Linked DNA regions of Homo sapiens: region 1 is linked to region 2. A link is a loop called in an ENCODE intact Hi-C map of the cell type or tissue named here. Cell type or tissue: Caco-2. All regions are shown on one strand. Links, peaks and the distances in the headings refer to the core of each region. The heading gives the core; the rest is flanking DNA. Region 1 overlaps LOC105377343 (a long non-coding RNA gene). Region 2 has its middle 88 kb from the start of TSPAN5-DT.

Evidence for each region. Peaks named below come from ENCODE experiments on the same cell type or tissue, not always from the same donor. Only the 100,000 strongest peaks of a DNase experiment are listed, where the experiment ranks them.
Region 1: it touches region 2 in a loop (6-fold over the local background); 1 of 110 quality-filtered maps calls a loop at or near these places.

Annotation. Positions count from the first base shown.
Region 1 is chr4:98,798,951-98,803,344 of GRCh38, reverse strand. All of the region lies in intron 2 of LOC105377343 (a long non-coding RNA gene), which reads left to right. Among named protein-coding and RNA genes, the nearest start is that of EIF4E, 130 kb to the left of the region's middle. RefSeq lists a silencer at 1,793-2,087. In Caco-2, for the core only: no CTCF peak of the experiment used is centred there; a DNase peak (open chromatin) is centred at 1,934.
Region 2 is chr4:98,745,076-98,749,469 of GRCh38, reverse strand. No RefSeq gene overlaps it. Among named protein-coding and RNA genes, the nearest start is that of TSPAN5-DT, 88 kb to the right of the region's middle. RefSeq lists enhancers at 914-1,464, 1,465-2,015. In Caco-2, for the core only: a CTCF peak has its summit at 3,861 (motif pointing left); DNase peaks (open chromatin) are centred at 1,729 and 3,869.

The sequences.
Region 1 (4,394 bases), core at 264-4,263, 54 kb before region 2:
ACCAACAACTTTCATTACATTTAGTAGGATCTGGAGCTCCCCCAAGAATGCTGCAGCATCTGCCAATGTACAAGTCCAACCGTGTAATTGAATGTCCCCTAAAAATGTCCCCAAATAGCAATTGAAAAGGCTTTTATCAGAAGCTAATGGATATAGCCCAGAAACACCATTATGAAACTCATGACTCAGAGTTTGACTTGTAGTTCCATTGTCTAGGATCATCATTTGTTATCTCGAGTAAGATACTCTGCTGGGACCCAAGTGTTAGTTTATGAATATTTTGATTATGCTGGAGCCCCAGCTGCAAAATGCCAGAAGCTTGACTCTTCAAATATATCACTAAGTTACAGGCAGTAATGGCTTCAATGATGGTGACAGAGTTTAGCTCAAGCAAATATTTATAATTGACAAAGAATGTGTGAGGAGGATGCTAATGAATGGATGTGCTGATTATTTTCTCCTGCCAAAAACATTAGCTTTTGTTTGGTTTAACTGTCAAGCTGACACCATAGATTAGAAATGACAGAATGCTGGCAAAGATCCACAGAGAGGAGGAATATTAAGAAAATTTGCAAATTGTGTAACTTTCAATACTTCTATTTCCAAATATAATTGTTTATGGGTGTTAGCAGAGGTTATGGCTCAGTTATAGGCCAAAATGAAGCATATTGAGATTTACAAGTACATTTGAATTTCTGAAATCTTCCATTTTAGAACAGAAATACAAGCCTGATGACATCTTCTTGGATTCAGGTGGATATCTTTAACTAAATGGTGAACCTGAAGATTAGATGTACACATGAGACAAACATTTTGTTCTTTCCAGATGTTATTTTCTGCTATAAACACTAGCATTTAAAAAAAATTCTCAGCTGGGCACGGTGGCTCACGCCTGTAATCCCAGCACTTTGGGAGGGCGAGGTGGGTGGATTACTTGAGGTCAGGAGTTCGAGACCAGCTCTGCCAACATGGTGAAACCCCATCTCCACTAAAAACACAAAAATTAGCCCGGTGTGGTGGCGGGCACCTGTAATCCCAGCTACTTGGGAGGCTGAGGCAGGTGAATTGCTCGAACCCAGGGGGCGGAAGTTGCAGTGAGCCGAGATTGCACCACTGCACTCTAGCCTGGGCGATGGAGTGAGACTCGATCTCAAAAAAAAAATCTCTTTGGCCTCTTGAACCTGGTAAACATTAGCATTTAGTTTTTATGATAACATATGCTAATTCTATATATATATATATATTTTATATATAATACATACATATGCTTGCATATATTTGTTTGGCCCATCGATATCATTGTTCCTTGTTTTCATGTGCTGTTGGCTTGTGGTGTCATAATCCATGAAGATGACCATTCTTTCTAGCAGGGTTGTGCTGGTGGCTTTACTTTGTGATGATTGTCCCTGAACTTACCTGCTGCTGAGCCAGTCTTCCCTTTTGATGCTATGCATTAGCTCTTAATGACAAGGCCCCAAATGCCAGACAGGGGTGTGCCATCCAAGCAGGCGTGTGTCTCACAGCCGTGGCATGACAGTCAGCCCCTGGGCTTAACTAGCACTTTGTGGGTGCCTTGGTGTGCACTTGGTCCTCCACTGATCCACCAGCATCTTGACCTGCCTTTCTCTGCATTGTCTCTTTGTATATCTGTGGGTCACAAAGCAGACAGTAGCTGCCAAGAAGCAGATGTGGTGACACAGTGTGCACAGAGTGGCTGGAAGGACTGACACTCTGTGGAGCATTGTTTCTCCAATGAATCAGCCCTGTCCCCACTTGGACCTCTTTCAGCTCAGCAGCAGGGCTTACCTTTAAGGCATTTTAAAGGTTCCCTTATCAAGGGTGGGAAGAGAGCTGAGGGAACCTACAGCTGTGTTCACTGATGGGCTAAAGCAGGCTTTTGATCACAGCTTTTCCTAGAAGAATAGCTGCGCAGGGATTATGTGCACCTCACTGTTTGTAATCTCTGACACAGCAGTGCAACTTTGCTTTGAGATAAAGGGCACTGCCGCCTCCTTTAATCACCCTGTGTGCTTCCAGGGAGTCGGAGCAGCAGTGGCCGGTGACAGTTCACATCGTGGCCGCTCCAGGCTCATCAGTTGAGAACTTACTATGTGCTGGGCACTGTGTTAAGGAAAATACATATTAGCAAACTCTTTCAACCAGCCAGTGTTGCGCTAAAGGTAAGTACTTTTATTATCCTTATTTTGCAGTCAAGAACACTGAGGCTTGAAGAGATTAAATAAGTTCACTGAGGTCACACAGTTAACAATAGAGAGCTGGAATTCCTACCCTGACCTTCCTGACGTGAAAACCCATGGTCTTTACCATTGTCACCTCCACTTTCCTGGCCTTCTGGAATCAGCTTAATCTCTGTCACATAGTCCTGGACTAGGCTCAGGCTAGGTCTTTTCCTCAGACTTCTGACTAGGGTTGGGGGGTCTACTTCCAGGACCACTCATGTGCTGTCACAGGCTTCAGCTTCTTATCGTGTAGACCTCAGGGCAGCTCACAATGTGGCAACTGCCTTCACCCAGAATGAGCAAGATGGCAGGGAAGGGGGTGGGGGATGGAGAGAATATGGGAGACGATGTTCAAGATGGAAGCCACAGTCTTTTTTTAGTCTAATCTCAGAAGTGACATCCTATTGCTTCTGTCATATTCAATTCCTCATTAGTGAGTTAACAAATCGAGTGTGTACTCATGCTAAAGGGTAGGAGCACCGGAAGGTGGGGATCACTGTGGCCATCTGAGAGTCTATCTACCATAACCCCTACAGTCATCTCTCCACTCAGTAGCCAGAGATATCTTTTAAAAAACTTTTATTTTGAGATAATTATAGATTCCAAGATGTCATTTAAAAATGTAAATCAGGTGAGGTGCAGCAGTTCATGTCTATAATGCCAGCACTTTGGGATGCCAAGGTGGGAGGTTCACTTGAGGCCAGGAGTTTGAGACCAGCCTTGGCAACATAGAAAGACCTCATCTCTACCAAAAATTTAAAACTTAGCTGGTGTAGCAGTATGCACCTGTAGCCCTAGCTACTTGTGAGGCTAGGTGGAAGGATTGCTTGAGGCCAGGAGTTCAAGGTCACAGTTAGCTATGATCACGCCACTGCACTCTAGCCTGGGCAACAGAGTGAGTCCTTGTCTCTATTTTTTTAAAAAAAATAATAATTATACATATTTTGAGACAGGTTCTGGCTCTGTCACCCAGGCTAGAGTGCAGTGGCATGATCTTGGCTCACTACAACATCTGCCTCCCAGGCTCAAGCCATCCTCCCACCTCCACCTCCCAGGTAGCTGGGGCCACAGGCACATGCCACCATATCCGGCTAATTTTTGCAATGTTATAAAGATGGGATCTCACTTTGTTGCCCAGGCTGGTCTCAAACTCCTGAGCTCAAGCGATTCACCTGCTTCAACCTCCCAAAGTGCTGGGATTACAGGTGTGAGCCACCATGCCCAGCCTAAAAATAATAATTAAAAAAAATAAATTTTAAAAATTCAAAAATCTAAATCAGATTATGTTACTCATCTGCTCAAAACCTTTTCATGGCTTCCCAATGTCCAAAGTTTTTATTTTGACCTGCAGAGCTCATTAGGGATCTCGGCTATTTTTTCTGACCCCATCTCCTTCCATTCACCCCTTTGCTCCCTTTATCCTTCTACACAGGCCTCTGCTATTTCTGCCAAACCCACTCCTGTCTCAGGGCCTTGAGTTTGGTGTTCCCTGTGCACTGGAGTCTCTTTCTCTGGATAACCACAGGCTTCTCTCAGATCTCTGTGAAAGTGGCACCTCCTCCTCCTGGCCACTCTAACTGAAATGCACCCTTTGCTAGTTTCTACCCCCTTATTTGGTTTCATTGTTCTCATGTCACATAGCACCTACCTGAGATGTTATATGTAATAACTGGTATAACCTCTGCAGAATCTTGTAGAATATTCATAGAATATCAAAGTCCTGAGTGCAGGGACTTGGTTTTGCATTTGCTTGTATCCTCCGTGCCTAGAACAATGCCTTGCCATAAATAGGTGATGATTATAATATGTCCCATTGGATAGAATTATGTGGAGGCAATAAACAAAATCCATGTCAACCAAAACCCAAAAAAGAAATAAAATAATTTTTATATTGTCTTTGTCGTGTGCTTTGCACACCAAATTCTGCCCTGGGAGTAGCAGTTTAGTCACTTCGGTTCACCAATATCAACACAGAGTTTTCATTATCAAGATGTCTGAATTCTAGCGCAAACCTCATAACACAATGAAAACCTTTTAAGACCAAAATGGCAATTTGATGGGAAAACTATTTTCAATCTCCTTAGTTTTTGAACTAGAACATACTAGCACTTCTCTTGGGAGCTCCATAGTGAGGTCTGATGCACTTCTTAATGG
Region 2 (4,394 bases), core at 68-4,067:
ACCTAACAGATGGCTCTGACAAGTTAATTTGTCTTTTCTCTTACTTAAGTACTTCCTCCACTTTCCCTAGGGACCCTGAGTGGTATTAGTTCCCAGAGCTGTGCCAGCTCTCATCATCATATTCCAAATGCTACTTTCTGGGTCTTCTCAGCCCCAGCCAGTAACTTTCCAGTATCTTCTAATTGGAAATTCAGTTATATTCCCCCTTCCTCAGGGTTTTCTTCCTCCCCTTTTTGTGGTGTCTATCCTAAACTCCTGGAGGCTTATGGAAAATCCCACTGAAGCCACCAGAGGAGGAAAATGGGTCCACTCTGGTCTCCTATCACAGCCCCCACCCCATCCCACGTCACCTGGACCAGCCTTGTTCTTGGTGCGCACAGCCCATGGTGCTTACTCCTACAGATGGTGAGAGCCCATCTTCATATGAGTGTCCATTCTGCTCCCACTTAGCACCACGGAGCTGAGGATGCCTCCAAGACTGCAGCCGCAACTTTCTCCCATCACTGACACAAGTCTCGTAATCCAGGTCTCCTACTTCTTGGATCTTCACTTTGACCCAAGCAATCCTGGAGCAGCACTGCTCCTCTCTTTCTCTCTCAGTTACCTGCAAAATCTTCTGGGGCACTTGGAAGCCACTAGGAACATGGGGTCAGCTATTGGCCCTCTGGTGGTTAGATCTTCCATACCATTTTCCTGTTGGCCTTCTCCAAACAGACATCAAATATCCAGATGAAGAACAGGACATGAGTTCTCTCTGCCTTGGATCTCTTCATGTTTCATGGGGCATCTGGTCACTCTTCCCCCAGGATGTATTCCAGGGTATAGAAGCACAGTACAGGGACTTCATGCTATAATTTATAATTTTCCTTGACTGCAAACTCTTTTCCCTCTCTCTGGCTCAAAGCTCTTTATTGGTCATGATGGCAGAGCAGATGAGGTACCTGCTCTGTATATTCACATACCCCCTGTAATCTCTCCAGTTTTATGCCAGAGCCCTTAGTGTTTTCCCTAAAAAGCTAAGGTTGTTTTTTTCTTTGCATCTCTACTCTTTCTATCCAGTCTCCACTGGAGCAAATGTAAGCACCATGTCTCTGGGCCTGATGAGAGTGGTCAAGGGGATGAACATCGGCTACCACATTACTATCTGCTGCCTACACTTTACTCACTAGATTTTGTGCTCTTTCCGCCTTTTTTTTTTGTGGTAAACATAATATGTTTTCAGCTGATTATTGCTTATTCATGAACATAGATCCTTTGTGGTTTGCAATACAGTCATTAAGATCGTTGTACTGTTCGGCTCCCTTGCAGTCACAGGAATGAATTTCATGCTGAAATAGGACCATGAGCCCAAGTGCTGGCTGAGGCCCACTGGGCTGGGCCTTCTGGCTTGCCACTTAAAAAAGGCTTGCTATGGCAAGGGTTTTAAGCTACCCGCCTGGTCTCCCCACAGTCCTTCCCTACTTCCTTGTTCTAGTCACTTTACAATTGCTCCCTCCGGAGCTTGGCTACTTTCCCTAAGGCTTTTTCAAAGGGCCTCTTATGTGCACATCCTCCTATCTTTTCACGCTGAGGATTACTTCAAAGGCTCAGCAGCCATGGGAAGGGAAGAATGACAATAAAATAAATCCCAACTGCAGAAAGGTTTGCTTTGGCAACTGCTTGATTGTTCTGTAGGTGGGGAGGTGCCTGCTCTGACCTCTGCAGCTCACTGGTCCTCACAGCTCATTACAGATGTTTTCCTTTGGTCTGGTTTCTTACTGTCCCTTCTGAGGCTCTGAGCCCCTACTTCTAGCAGGCTTATGTAAATTTCCCCAGGCCTCAGCTGCTCCTTCTTCCATTGATCCCTTTATCTGTTGCCAAGACTGATTCTCCTAATCTTGCTCTGAGCCTCCGTGTTTCCACTCAGGAGGGGAAAGTCTCAAACACTCTGAAGGTGGGGCACTCTGCTATTTTGCGCTGCAATTTATTTCAAGGTCACTGGGCAGGACTAGAGTGAGTGACCGGAAGACTGGCCTATCAGAGAACCGGCCTATCAGAGAGCCTGCCCATCCAGAGTGCTCAGAAAACACTTGTGGGCCTCAGTCTAAATCCTGAAACCCTACCTCCAGTATTGTTGCTTTGTGCAGGGGTTGCCAATTAAAAATAAAAAATAAAACGTTGTGTGAACCAAACCAATCACTGGCTGAATTCACCTGACTGATCCCCAGTTTAGGACCCTGGAAGACTTGCCTGAACTGGGAATCCTTAATTCTTTTTAAATAATGAGGGCCTTCTCTTGTAGTGTTTTTTTGCTTTTGAAAAAGCCTGAGTCATAAAGTCCAGGAATCTGGCCCCACAGCTGCCAGGATAAATGTCTGCTTAGACATCCACGGGGATGTCTGTCCTTCAGTTGAACATGGAGGTCTGGCTAAGTGAAATATTAAATCCTTCTCTTGACGAAATAGGGCCCAGAAAGCCTCCTTCTTTCGTTGCAGACCAGGCAGGTCCCTACTGACTGGATGGCTCTTTTGCTGCTACTACTATCAAGTGAATCCAGTGGATAGGGAGGTGAAAAGGCAGGACACCCATTGATCTTTTTGGTTCTTTCCAGAGGTTCCATATCCTTGGCTTGCCTCTCATGGCTGCTGCCTTTCCCTTCCCCACTGACTCACCCACACCATGAAATGTCAGTGCAGCTGGACAAACACAGAGTGCCCAAGTTAAAGCACTAAAGACCTTTCCTGGGGCCTCAAGCATGTTGATGATGAGAGATTGTTTCTTAAAAGAAAACAGTCCCACAGAGCCTATGCCACCTGCTATCAGACACTTCCTGCCTGTGTGATATAATTTGAGAGTTGGGCTGGGCACGGTGACTCATGCCTATAATCCCAACACTTTGGGAGGCTGAGGTAGGAGGATCATTTCAGCCCAGGAGACCAGCCTAGGTAACAAAGCAAGACCCTGTCTCTACCAAAAAAAAAAAAAAAAAAAAAATTAGCCAGGCACAGTGGCAGGTGGCAGGAGGTTGAGGAGGAAGGATTGCGGGAGCCCAGTAGTTTGAGGTACCTGTGAGCCATAATGGTGCCATTGCACTCCAGCCTGGGTGACAGAACAATACCCCAACTTGAAAAAGAAACAAAATTTAAAAAATTGAAAGCAATCTTTTATGATGCATTCTCTAAATTGCTCTGAATTCTTTAGGAGGTAAATTATTTTAGTTTTGTGTTTTGTTTGCACTAAGCTAACTTAAAAAGTACTAGGACAACAAATGACCCATGTGAAATTCTGTCCATGCAATATTAGATCAAGACATGGACTAATATGGCAATTTCCAGGAGTCCTGATCGTGTGTGTGCATGCGTGCACGCAAGCGCACTAAGAACTCATTGGAAATATAATGAGAGGTGAAAATTACACTCACCAAATTCCTTTCAGGGAAAGTACTGCATGTGGTTCAAAGAAATAAAGCTCTTATACAGCCACTTGGATTGAGAATTAGAACCTCTAAGAGGCACCCTTGAATAAAAATAGTTGGTCAACTAACTACGGTCTAAGGAAGATGAGTGCAATTAACACTAAGCTTTTGTTTCCCTTAGTGAGGTGCAGCCAAGGCAGGATTGCTGGGTCAACAGAGGAGATGCTGAGTCCTGGCATCCATGTCCTCCTGCTCCACCCATCTGCCCGAACATTTTGTCATCTCCCGCAAACATTAAGCTGAAAATCCTAGAATATTTTTAAAATATTAATTTGAAACAGTGTCAAAATGTTAGCTTGCCAAGGAGCTCGCACATGTTGGCTGAGACCCTGGACCTCAGGAGTCTGACCTCTTGGAGATTTGACTGGTTAATATCATGGAGGCAGCACTGCTCATCTGGAGAGTTTTTAAAACTAGGTGATTTGAGTGTGTCCTGGTTCCAGAGCGCCCTCTTGGGGAGTGGATAGTAGATTGGGAGATCTCAGAGAACATATGCTTTAGGGATAAAAGAGGAAACAGGACATATGTGCAGTTACTCAGTCAATCTTTACAGGTCATTGCATCTAATGGTACTAAACACCCTAGTTCTATTACCCCCGGTGTAAAAGTAGGTAGCTGGGCAGACATGAGCAGGGTAGGAGAGGTCCCCACAAGGAATGTCAGGTGACCATCAGGTGATGCTCAAGTTGTTGTTAACTGTCACTCTAAAATAATAATTGGACACAGCTGGCACCAGAGAAAGGCAGGCTCCCATTAGATAGAAAACACCTGAAGTGGGTGATCAGCGGCTTCCTGATAAGATCTCAGGAGCTGAGTAAGTGGACTCAAGCATGTGCCCTAAAAGGCAAAATGGTGGTGTTTAACTGGTATATGAACTTCTTCTAAGAATATTCGGCTGGTGTATTAGTCTGTTGTCATGCTTCTATGAATTATACCCAAG